Regions from separate parts of the Homo sapiens genome. Here region 1 is linked to region 2. A link is a contact called in ENCODE Hi-C or POLR2A ChIA-PET data. All regions are on one chromosome and are shown on one strand. The core of a region is the stretch at or near the end of the contact, and the rest is flanking DNA. Distances in the headings are between cores, read along the strand shown.

Region 1 (5,899 bases), core at 3,266-5,765, 2.9 Mb before region 2:
ACTCAGTGACTCATCCGCAACAACTTCCAGTCCTGCAAGCTCCACTCACGGTAAGTGTTCTTTATGGGCGTACCATTTTTACTCTTATATTTTTTGAAACACAGTCTCACTCTGTTGCCCAGGCTGGAGTGCAGTGGCGTGATCTCGGCTCACTGCAACCTCCACCTCCCAGGTTCAAGCGACTCTCCTGCCTCAGCCTCCTGCATAGCTGGGATTACAGGCGTGTGCCACCACACCTGGCTAATTTTTATATTTTTAGTAGAGATGGGGTTTTGCCATGTTGGCCAGGCTGGTCTCGAACTCCTGACGTCAAGTGATCTGCCTGCCTCAGACTCCCAAACTGCTAGGATTACAGGCGTGAGCCATCGCACCCAGCCCATTTTATATCTTTTATACAGTATTTTTACTGTACCTTTTCTATGTTTAGATCTATTTAGATCCACAAATACCTTCCATCGTGTTGCAATCACCTACAGTATTCAGTACAGTCACATGCTGTACAGGCTTAGAGCCTAGGAGGAATAGGCTATGCCACATAGCCCAGGGGTGTAGCAAAATCACCTAAAGATGCATTTTTCAGAATCTTGAGCGACGCATGACTATAATCTTAAAATGAAGATGATGTATCAGGGTAGTGAAAAGGTGGTTGTAGGGAAGGTGACAGAGTGGACAGCACCTGAGCCAAGAGGTGAAAGGTTAGCAGAAGTATGCCAGACTGAAAAGAAACATTCATCCCAGTTAAAAAGACTCACTTGTTTGTTCAATCAATATTTGGATTCCCATGAAGTGGCTGGCAGTATCCTAGGGGCTGGAGAGTCTATGAACAAGACAGACAAGGTCTCTGTTCTCAAGAATATTATAGTCTAGAAGAGAGAGTGAGGCAAGACAGATAAGCAAGTAAATGAACAAGAAATGTTCAGTTTGTGATGCCTACCACAAAGAAAATAAAGCAGGTTTATGAGCAAGGAATTGAAGTAATTTACACCGTGTCACCAGGTATGGTCTGAAGCAGTAACAGTCTGACCTGAAATGACAAAAAAGATTCAACCATGCAGAGATCCTGGAAGACAATCCAGAGTTTTATCTGAGAATTTTACCTGGGGAAATGCCATGATGATCCCATCTTTTTAAAGATTATCACCCCTACTGCGGGGAAGAGAAGAAGACAAGAATGGAAGCAGAGACTTGCAGCTGGGCTACTGCAGTGGTCCAGACGAGAGATGCCAGTGGCTTGGCCTAGAGTGACAGCAGTGACACTCTGAAGAAATGAGCAGATTCAGGATACACTCTGGAGGCAGAGCCAATATTGTGGATATAGGGAGTGAGAGGAGAAAAAAAGAATGAAGTGGCTTTAATACCTGGTGAACAGTAATGCCACTGAGCGAGACTGGGAAGACTCGGGGAGGAACAAGTGCTGGCAGAGAATCAAGAGTTCTGTTGGTCCAAACACGAACACATTCAACGTCAACTAGAAAGTAGGAGGGTGGTTGCCGGGGGCTGGGGAAAGGGAGAAATGGAGAGTTATTGTTAAATGAATATTAAGTTTCAGTTTCTACAAGCGTTATGGGGATGGATGGTGGTGATGGTCGCACAGCGTTAAGGATGTATTTAATACCACTGAACTGCACACTTTAAAAATGGTTAAGATGGGGCCGGGCGTGGTGGCTGACACCTGTAATCCCAGCACTTTGGGAGGCCGAGGCAGGTGGATCACTTGAGGTCAGGAGTTCGAGACCAGCCTGGCCAACATGGCGAAACCCTGTCTCTATTAAAAATACAAAAATTAGTCGGGTGTGGTGGTGCATGCCTGTAATCCCAGCTACTCAGGAGGCTAAGGCAGGGAGAACTGCTTGAACCCGAGAGGTAGAGGTTGCAGTGAGCTGAGATCATGCCACTACACTCCAGCCTGGGTAACAGAGTGAGACTCCATGTTAAAAAAGGTTAAGATGGGAAATTCTGGCCAGGCGTGGTGGCTCACACCTGTAATCCCAGCACTTTGGGAGGCTGAGGTGGGTGGATCACCTGAGGTCGGGAGTTCAAGACCAGCCATGACCAACATGGAGAAACCCCGTTTCTACTAAAAATACAAAATTAGCTGGGCATGGTGGCGCATGCCTGTAATCCCAGCTACTCAAGAAGGCTGAGGCAGGAGAATCATTTGAACCCGGGAGGTGGAGGCTGTGGTGAGTTGAGGTCGTCCCACTGCACTCCAGCCTGGGCAAGAGCAAAACTCAGTCTTTAAAAAAAAAAAAAAAAAAAAAAAAAAAAGATGGGAAATTTTATGTCGTATTTTACCACAATAAAAAAAAATTGAAAAAAAAAAAAGATATCAACTAGGCAATTGGATATAAGAATTTGGGGATTTCTGGACAGATCTAGGCTGTTGTTATCAACTACTGGCATCAACAGCATACCTCCAGAGATCACCTGAGTATTTAAACAATGGCCCAGAGATTACCTGAGTCAGATAGAGAGGAAGGCAGAGGACGGAGTCCTGGCGCACCCCACCACTCAGGGGTCACAAGACAGAGAAGGGACAACACGCGACTGTGAGGAGGTGTCTGAGGTGGCAGAAAACACAAGTCACAGAAGTCTGGTAGTCACATGATTGCCCAGACATCCCGGCCAATAAAAGGGACTTACAACACTCAGCCTCTCTGTTTGCCTAAGGTGGCAGGTCACGTACAATTCCCTATTCTTCCCTTTTCACAGCTCCCCTGCCAATCCACTAAATGTAGAGTGACCACATAGTTTTATCAATGTTCTATTCACTTATATATTTTATTTACACACTTGAGCTTTGAGAGTAAAAAGGAGAGCTTTTTATAACCATGTCAGGACAACAGCATAACCCATTATCCTGGGTGCACCCTGGGGTGTAACCACCCTTTCTACACAACTAAGCACTCAACCTGGACTTCTAGACAAACTTATTAATGCTTTGGGTAAGATTTCCCCACCCGTGCTCCTTGCTGTTTCTCCCAGAAATTCTCACATGGAAGAAAAATGAAAGGGTGCAGTGTGTTGGAGGGGTGGAATTCTACCAATCAAGTTATGCACAAAAAGCATAAAAGGAACTGTGGGTCCTTTTGAGTCACCCAGGAGGACACAGAGCCCCCAAATTAAACGAAGGGCACCCATGCGAGGGCTGGCCGACCCTCGCCACCTATGTCTTGGTTTCCCCCACTGTAATACTGGGAACCCCACTTCTCCCAGGCCTGCTGCGAAGATGAAGCCAGCAAATGCACGCCCTCTCTTAGCTCTGGACCGGGCAGGTGAAAAGCAGGGAGGTGTTCATAAAAGCAGTCCCCACCGCTGAAGGGTCCTCAACTCGGGGTTCTAGTCCCAGCTCTGCCCTGGCCTAGCAACCCCTTCCCGCTGCAGGGACCAAGGCGGTGGGCAGGTCCCTCACCCGTGCTGAGACCGGGACAGGAATGCGCACCTCTCCCCACCCTCGGACGCCCCGGCGGCGCCGCTGCAGAAGTCGGGAGGTCGGACAAACGCGAGGAGTAAGGAAAAAGAGGAGGAAGGGAAGGAAGGAGGAAGAACGAAGTGAGGAAAGAGGATGTCAGGGAAGAAAGGGAGTAAAGGAAGAAGGAAGGGAGAGGGGGACAGAAAGGAGGAGGACGGAAGGAGGAAGGGAAGGAAGAAAGACGGAAGGGAAGGGAGAGGAAAAAGGGGAGGAAAGAAGAAAGGGAAGGGGGAGGAAGGAAAGGGGGAGGAAGGAAGGAGGAGGAAGGTGAGGAAGGTAAGGAAGGAAGGGAGGCAGGGAGAGGGGAAGGAAGGAGGAAGATAAGGAAGGAGGGGAGGTAGGAAGAAGGGAAGGAAGGAGGAAGGAAGGGAAGGGGAGAAAGAAAGGAAGGGAAGGGGTAGGAAGACAGGGAGGAAGGAAAAAAGGAGGAAGGTAACGAAGGAAGGAAGGAGAAAGTAAAGTAAGGGGGAGGAAGGAAGGAAGAAGGGAAGGGGAGGAGGGGAAGGGCGGCCACTGACCTGCTTGAAGGTGCTGCTGAGGAAGTAGACGAGCGACAGCCCGAAGACCAGGGCGAGCACCCACCTCTTCCGCAGAAGCCGGCGCCACACCATGGCCGCCAGGTTCACCATCCCGGCGCGGACGTGGGGCGCGGCGGCCGGGGCGCGGAACGCGGCAGGCCCGGGTCCCGGGCGGCATGGCCCCTACGCGCCCGGCAGCCCCATCCCTCCAGGCAGGCGCCGGCCCCGCCGCCCGCAGCCCAGTCTGCTCCCGGCAGCCTTGGGCGCAGCCCCACGTGACCCCGCCCTACGCCCCGCCTCCGCTCCGCAGCGACAAGGGCTAGTCGCGCAAGATCTTCTCACCATTGGTCCCTAAGGAACGGCGGCCTCCTATTGGTTAAGTGCCGGGAAAGGGGGCGGACAATCGCGTGAGTGCTGCGGGCGTAGCTGTGCCCGGGTCCTAGCGCCGGACCCGGCGACGCCAAGAAACCACCCAATAGGAGGCCGGAAGCATCGGAAGTCACATGCTGCCCAGGCTGCGCGGGTGATTGGCTTGGCTGGACCTGAATGATGCGGCTGTGATTGCTGAATTGTCTGGGCAGGTAAAAAGAGAACGCGATTTTTTTTTCTTTTCTCCCATCATGGTCTGTGTAGTCTCCTGCCCTTGCAGTCCCAGAGCGTTTTGCGCTGTGTGTTGGTTGCAGGGATGAAAAGCGCTCGCGACGTTGTTCCCGAAGTGCACCTGCCGGCTTCCAGTCCAAGTGATGCAGGCGATGCTCCTCTGAGTGCATTTCGGTGCAGTCCTGTAACGGGCCCCAGGGGCGCAACTTGAACCATCGCAAGCATCGAAAAGTCTCGGTGCGGTCCTTCAAAGGGACATAGTGGGATGTACAGAGCAGAGGATTAAAAAGCGTTTCATTCATTCAGATGCATCCCGCGTGCAAAAATTTATTCCAGAATTATGTACGGCCTGCTTCCGACAAAGAATCCGAAGCCTCTTCCAATACAAGCATCCGAAAGTAGAGTTTCGAGCATTCGATTTAGGAGTTAAATGTGTGGATGAGAACTTTGGAATATGAATTTTATTTTCCCCCAAGGATTTGCAATGTGGGATAATGGAGGGAGGGGCGAGAGGAGGATTAAGTTGAGATTGCAAATTCTTGAAAAATATTTATATAATGACCTTTTCTTGATATATGAAGATGCTGCTGCTGACCGGTTTGTTACCTAATTTTTCAAAAGAGAAAGGAGGCTTCACTGGCGGGTCATTTTTAATCAGTGGCCCTAGTGACACCATTGCTGCCCCCTCAAGAAGCCTGGTCAGGATTAGGAAGTCATTCAACAGCCAATAATCGTGCCCTAAACTGAAGTCAGACACCATCTGACTGATATAGACACCCTATATCCACAATATTGGCTCTGCCTCCAGAGACAAGAAGATATTCACGGAGGCTAAACCTTTTCATGGGAAGTAGATGGCCCTTATTACCTTGCTAGGGTGAAAGGTGGGACAGGGAGCAAGGGATCTAGAAAAGGGGAACTGGGAGACCCATAGATGTTTTATTCATTGAGTAAATACTTGTTGAGCGCCACTCTGTGCCAAACAGTGTCCTGGATGCTGAGGCAGAGGGGTGATCCAAGTAGACAGGATCCCTACTTTCAGGAATGGCATTTATATTCTAATGGGGAGGACAAATCATAAATAAATAAGCAAACATGAACAAATAAGTGCTATGAATAATATAAAACAGGGCAATATTACGGGGAGTCAGGAGAATGAGAAGAGAAGGCCTCTGGGAAGAGACGACATTTGCCCTGCGGGACCAAGCCCTGCCACATTTAGAGGAGAAAGTATTCCAAGGGGAGGGCACAGCAAGTGCAAAGGCCCTGAGGCAGGGACACGCTGACACATTAGAGGAACAGAAGGGCC
Region 2 (5,878 bases), core at 2,617-5,116:
ACAATCAGGGTGCCAGGATGGTTGATGTGTGGTGAGGGCTCTTTCCCTGAGTTGCAGATGGCCGCCTTCTTGCTTTGTCATCACATGGCCTTTCCATTGAGCATGGGCGTGAATAGACAGCATGCGAGCAAGCTCTCCAGCGTCTCTTCTTCCCATAAGTACCCTGATCTCATCATGGGGGCCCCACTCTCATGAGCTCATCTAACCCTAATTACCCCTTGAAGGCCCCACCTCCAAACATTATAAAATTGGGAGTGGGAGTGCAAATGTATGAATTTTGGGGGGATACAATTTAGTCTACAGCATAGTCCAAATGTGAAATTTCTTCCTCCAGCTACCGATGTTTAGTGAGAACACTGCCTGTTCTCACCACATGTGCATATGTGTGTGGACTCTTTCCTCTGGAGGGCAAGAACTTGGTTTTGTTCACTGTTGTAACCAAGAGTTACAACAGTGCCTGGCTCATAATTGGCACTCAATATTGCCATTGAGTTATTTGTGATCAGAGCCCTGGCTGTTCTTAGATGGGGAGGGTTCTTCAGAACAGTACAAATGTTTGTAGACAGGCCAGCTGGGGAACCAAAGGTCTTTTTGATGAGGTGCCATGACCATGATGTAGTGGGGAGTGGCCAGGTGATCCAGAATTCAGTCTCAGTATGACCTATGATCATCTGAGTGACCTCAGGCAAAACTGTTCGATCTCTGGGACTTAGACTCTTCCTTATATAAAACAAATGGGTTGGTCAGTTCAGAAGTGCTATACTGATTCTAATCCATCCTATGGAGGAGGCCCCAAAACATTATCCTTAACCCTTTTAATCATAAATTTAAGGATAAATGAGATTTTATCTCACTCTGGGTGACTTTTAAGGACTTGAAAACCTACTTCTTTTTGTGCTTGGAGCTGGAGTGAATTTGAAGCCAGGGTTGCGGGGGTGGGGGAGGGGTACTCCTAGCTGTGGCTGTGTTAAAATTGCCCTGGTTTGTTTGGGGGAGAATCTAGGGTATTTATCATTTGTCTTTGCCCTGGTGCCAGACAGACAGCAGTGAGTAGATGATGCCTTTTACACAGCAATGTGCTAACAGTTATACTTCCTGGCACACCTCCAGCCCCCAAGATGGAATGGTCTGACATCCATATCAGCAGAGAATCAGAGAAAGATGAGACGCTCTGATGCTTAGGAAAGTCACAAACCATTGTTACACAGATAAGTAACACAAAATGACCCAAGAGAGACACAGCTGGGACCCAAGTAGACACTTGTAATTGGCGAGTCTACCCTACCCATGATTTTCAATATGGGGTCAATAGCTGATAGATACCAATGTTAGTTTCTTTGTCATGAAATCTTGATACAATGTGGTAAGAGTTTCCAATCAGCAGTTGGTGGCATCCTCAGGATATTGTTGATTGTATTTGACATCAAGGGCCACCCATGCTTTCACTGTTATCTTATTCAAGCTAGTGCAGATGTCTTAAAACTTTCTTCATGCATCAAAGCATCTGCATAGCTCAGATAAAGAATCCACAGCTCATGTGTTCTTTCTTATCTCTCCGGCTGTTTGGGAGAGATTTCAAAACTCAACACCCCACTGTCTCATGTAACCAAGTCAGGGCCACTATTAGAAAAGCAGCTCAAAGAAGATATCCTGGGTCATCCACAGTATCTTAGCTTATTTAATTCAGCAAGCACATTCAACATTTCTGATTATACTGAATACATTCAAATTCTCAGTCATCAGCTTCAGGAAGACCCTCCTGGCTCCCATCCCTTTTCCTGGCTCCCATCCCTTTTCCTGGCCTGGCTTAAGTCCCTTCTGGGCTCCCACAGGATCCCTTACCTAGCTATATTATTGCTTTTCTGTGGGTCGGTGCCAGCCTGTACTGTATTAATTCCTTTGGGGCTGGAACCATATCTTATTTTTTTAAATTAAAAAGTAGTACATCCTCACAATAGAAAACTTTTCAAATACAGAACTATATAAATGAAAAGTGAAAGTCCCTTTTCTGTCTGCTCCTATTTGCAATCTCCCTCCTCTCCCCACAGAAGACCACTATTAACAATGTGTTGTATACCCTTCCAGAACTTTCCATTTGCTAGCCTAATAGTGCTAATAAAAGTGTTAACAGTTATTGAGTGTTTACTAAGAGTCAAGTGCTATGCTCAGCATTTTTATGCACGTTCCCAATTAATTCACAAAACAAGCCTATGAAGTAGGTGTTATTTTTGTTCCCATTTCACAAAAGAAGAGACTAAGGTGACAGTTACTAAATGGTAAAGCCAGAATCTGAACATGGCCAGGCTGAATTCAGAGCTCCTGCCCTTGAACTTGTTCTCTCACTTGCTTCCGGACCTTGCAATATCATAGACACTTCCCCATAGTGACCTAAAAATGGTTTCTCCCTTTTTAAAAGTTGCTTGGTATTCTACAAAATGAATGTATTCCATTCATTTTGCCATTCTCCTACTGAACAACTTTTAGGATTTTGTAGTTTTTCATTTCCTTATTTCACCAAGTGTAAGATTCCATTATTGTAAAAAGCATCCAGTTTCAGAAATTAAAATATATGGGGGCATGGGGGGTGACAAGTGCATCTTAGAATATATTTTTGCATGTAAATATTTTGTAGATAATGCTTGTAAATAATTTTCATGTGTGTATTTCTGCACAAGTTTCCTAGGAGTAAAATTGTGTGTCAAAATGAAGGTGCATTTTTAAATTTTGATGCATACTGCTGAATTCCCCCCAGGAAACCTTATCTTAGTCATCTTGTGTTCCTCATTTCCTTAGCACAATGTCTGGTACTTTTTTAGGTACTAAATAAATGTTCAGTGGGTGAAATGCATGACCTGACCCGGCAAATGCAAAGTATTTTGAGATATTCACACACCAAAAAACCCACAAAATATGACAATGACTGACAATGAGAAGATGAGAATATTTTACTACCGTATTTGTATGCACTTCTTGTTGAAGCACTGACCAGAGTAAATGACAAACGCTAATGCATCTTATGCAGAAGGATGTTTCCGAAGTGATTACAAGATATCTTGCAAAATTACCTATCAAAAGATTGCACACTCAATAAAAATACACGAATAACTCCAGCATTTTACAACCCCCAACCTACTAGACATAAGAAATTTCCAGAGATCTTATGGTCTGCCATTTTTTCAAATACCTGCAAGACTGCCTGCACCCCCGACCCTAATCTGTAGAAATCATGATTCTGCAGGTCTGCAGTGGGGGATGCATTTAACAAGCGCTCCAGGTTAACCTAATGCACTGTAAAGCGTGAGAACACGTGCATTAAAAGGGCTTTAAGAAGTGGAGTTTCTGAATCAGATTTGCATTTTAGAAAGATCCCTCTGGCTGCAGAGTGTAGAATCAACTATAAGTGAGCAAAGATAGCTAAATGGCATTATTCAGCCCAGCGCATGAACGGCTCAGATTGCCCGCGCGCTGGGGTGCCCCCTGCCGGCCCTCGGCAGCGCCTCGTCCTGGGCCTGGCCCTGGGCGGCCGGCTGCTGACTGCGACTGCGCGCTCCGAGGCCTGCAGAGACGGCCCGGGGCACCTGTTACCGCACCGCTCAAGACCGGAAGCGGAAATGGAATCGAGATAGCCTCGCGCGTTTAGCTGGCCGCCGCCACCTCCACGCCCTAGGCCGGGCCGACTTACGGAGTCGCCGGAAGCGGAAGTCGCTGAGGGGTGGTGAAGCGGTTGGGAAAGTGTCGGTTTATCTTCGCGCCCCTTGCGTTCTTGCCGCGGCTTGCCTGGGCAGGTAAAGCGCGATTGCGAGAGCTCGGCAACCCTGCCGACTCAGCCGGAACCGGCTCCCGGCCCGAGGGGCGTGGTGTCCTGGTGCTCCGACTCCTTCCGCAGGCTCCTTGGGACCCGCGGTTCCGGGAGTCCCTTGCTCAGGGTCCCTTTCCTGCAGTGAGGCGCCGTCCGCCTTCCCTGTGTCCCCGCAGACCCCCATCATGGGCAATACCAGCAGTGAGCGCGCCGCGCTGGAGCGGCATGGTGGCCATAAGACGCCCCGGAGGGACAGCTCGGGGGGCACCAAGGACGGGGACAGGCCCAAGATCCTGATGGACAGCCCCGAAGACGCCGACCTCTTCCACTCCGAGGAAATCAAGGTGCGAGCGGTGTGGAGGAACCCGATTCCCCTTGACTAATGTTGAGGAGAGGAACCCTCCACTAGATTCCCGTCACATCCTTTCGAAAAACACCAGAACGGAGAGGGAGGTGGTACATTACCCGGTGCACTTAAAAGCCAGATGGTCCTGTAAGAGTTCTCTTAGCGGTCCAAGAACCTGTGTCTAATTACCAATATGAGAAAGTCACCCTGAGGGAGGAGGTGCTCACTTGGTTTAACATCATTAAGGAGAAAGCAGCTCTGGGACAGAGTTTCAAATTCTTAATTAATTCAGAGTCGAGCTAACAGTAATTGAGCCCCAGCTTCTGCTTTTCTCTTAGGTGTAATTAATTGCACTGCTTTGAGACAAATTCCCTCACCTTTACACAAACTGGAGCTTTTGTAAAAGTTAGTTTGGGAATTTATCCATTTTGGAGGCAAACCAGGTACATATACAAGCTGAAAGTAGAGCGGAACAGCTGACGGCAGTTGCCAGAGGTGTTTAGTTCTGCCCAACACTTTTGATTCACCCTACTTATTTTTTAAAAGACGGTGGTCTCACTAATTAGCCGGGCGTGGTGGCGGGCGCCTGTGGTCCCAGCTACTCGGGAGGCTGAGGCAGGAGAATGGCGTGAACCCGGGAGGCGCAGCTTGCAGTGAGCCGAGGTCGCGCCACTGCACTCCAGCCTGGGCGACAGAGCTAGACTTCGTCTCAAAAAAAAAATATAAATAAAAATAAAAAAGACGGTGGTCTCACAATGTTCTCCAGGCTGGTCTCGAACTCCCGGGTTCAAGCAATCTTTATGCCTTGGCCTCCCAAAGTGCTGGGATCGCAGGCGTGAGCTACGGTGCTGGCCGGTTCAGCCTACTTTTTTTTTTTTTTGAGACCGAGTCTCGCTCTGTCGCCCAGGCTGGAGTGCAGTGGCGCGATCTCGGCTCACTGCAAGCTCCGCCTCCTAGGTTCACGCCATTCTCCTGCCTCAGCCTCCCGAGTAGCTGGGACGACAGGCACCCGCCACCACGCCCGGCTAATTTTTTATATTTTTAGTAGAGACGGGGTTTCACCGTGTTAGCCAGGATGGTCTCCATCTCCTGACCTCAGGAGATCCGCCTGCCTCGGCCTCCCAAAGTGCTGGGATTACAGGCGTGAGCCACTGAACCCACCCTACTTATTTTTTTTTTTTCCTTCTTTGAGATGGAGTCTCACTCTGTTGCCCAGGCTGGAGGGCAGTAGCACAATCTCGGGGCACTGCAACCTTCGTCTCCCGGACTCAAACCATCCTGCCTCAGCCTCCCGAGTAGCTGGGACTACAGGCGTGTGCCACCATGCCTGGCTAATTTTGTGTATTTTTGGTAGAGGTGGGGTTTCGCCATGTTGCCCAGGTTGGTCTTGAACTCCTGACCTCAAGTGATCCGCCCGCCTGGGCCGCCCAAAGTGCTGCGATTACAGGCATGAGCCACCACTCCCGGCCTCACCCTGCTTTTTTTTAAAGCGTACATAGAAAAGTCTTTCAGCTTCTAGAGGTCAGTGGGCGGTGAGGGTCTGTCTGAAGGAGGCAGCCAGCAGCTACTGAACTTCTCTCTAGTGTTGTTTAAATATGACTTAATCGTGCTTAAGCAGGCCAGTGCAAACATTTTTCTTCCTGCTGCAGCCTGTTTAAATTCAAAAACTCAGGTGACTTAACTCCTGCTTCAACCACACTCCTGTTAACCACCTTCATATGGTGGATATTTCC

What was found. A loop is a pair of places that touch in the nucleus more often than their neighbours do. ChIA-PET counts read pairs that join two places held with the same protein, here RNA polymerase II (POLR2A). Pooled maps may share reads with other maps.
Region 1: a pooled map shows a loop between it and region 2 (14-fold over the local background). The contact joins the promoter of RNFT2 here to the promoter of PRKAB1-AS1 in region 2. A Hi-C loop is called at or near these places in 1 of 37 single-sample maps with no recorded cell type and 8 of 50 pooled maps. POLR2A ChIA-PET finds 5 or more read pairs at or near these places in 1 of 52 experiments (activated T-cell).

Annotation. Positions count from the first base shown.
Region 1 is chr12:116,733,800-116,739,698 of GRCh38, forward strand. It overlaps RNFT2 (ring finger protein, transmembrane 2), which reads left to right and starts at 4,516. Exons shown (of 11, transcript NM_001382266.1): 1 at 4,516-4,571. SPRING1 (SREBF pathway regulator in golgi 1) reads right to left here and starts at 4,270. Exons shown (of 5, transcript NM_024738.4): 1 at 3,991-4,270. The coding sequence starts at 4,101. RefSeq lists enhancers at 2,812-3,770, 4,539-4,798 and silencers at 3,959-4,008, 4,089-4,348.
Region 2 is chr12:119,664,261-119,670,138 of GRCh38, forward strand. PRKAB1-AS1 (PRKAB1, TMEM233 and CCDC60 antisense RNA 1) reads right to left here and starts at 3,867. Exons shown (of 3, transcript NR_188494.1): 1 at 3,683-3,867. PRKAB1 (protein kinase AMP-activated non-catalytic subunit beta 1) reads left to right here and starts at 3,873. Exons shown (of 7, transcript NM_006253.5): 1 at 3,873-4,143. The coding sequence starts at 3,985. RefSeq lists enhancers at 1,441-1,585, 3,720-4,129, 4,568-5,203, a cis regulatory region at 1,505-1,522 and a silencer at 3,350-3,619.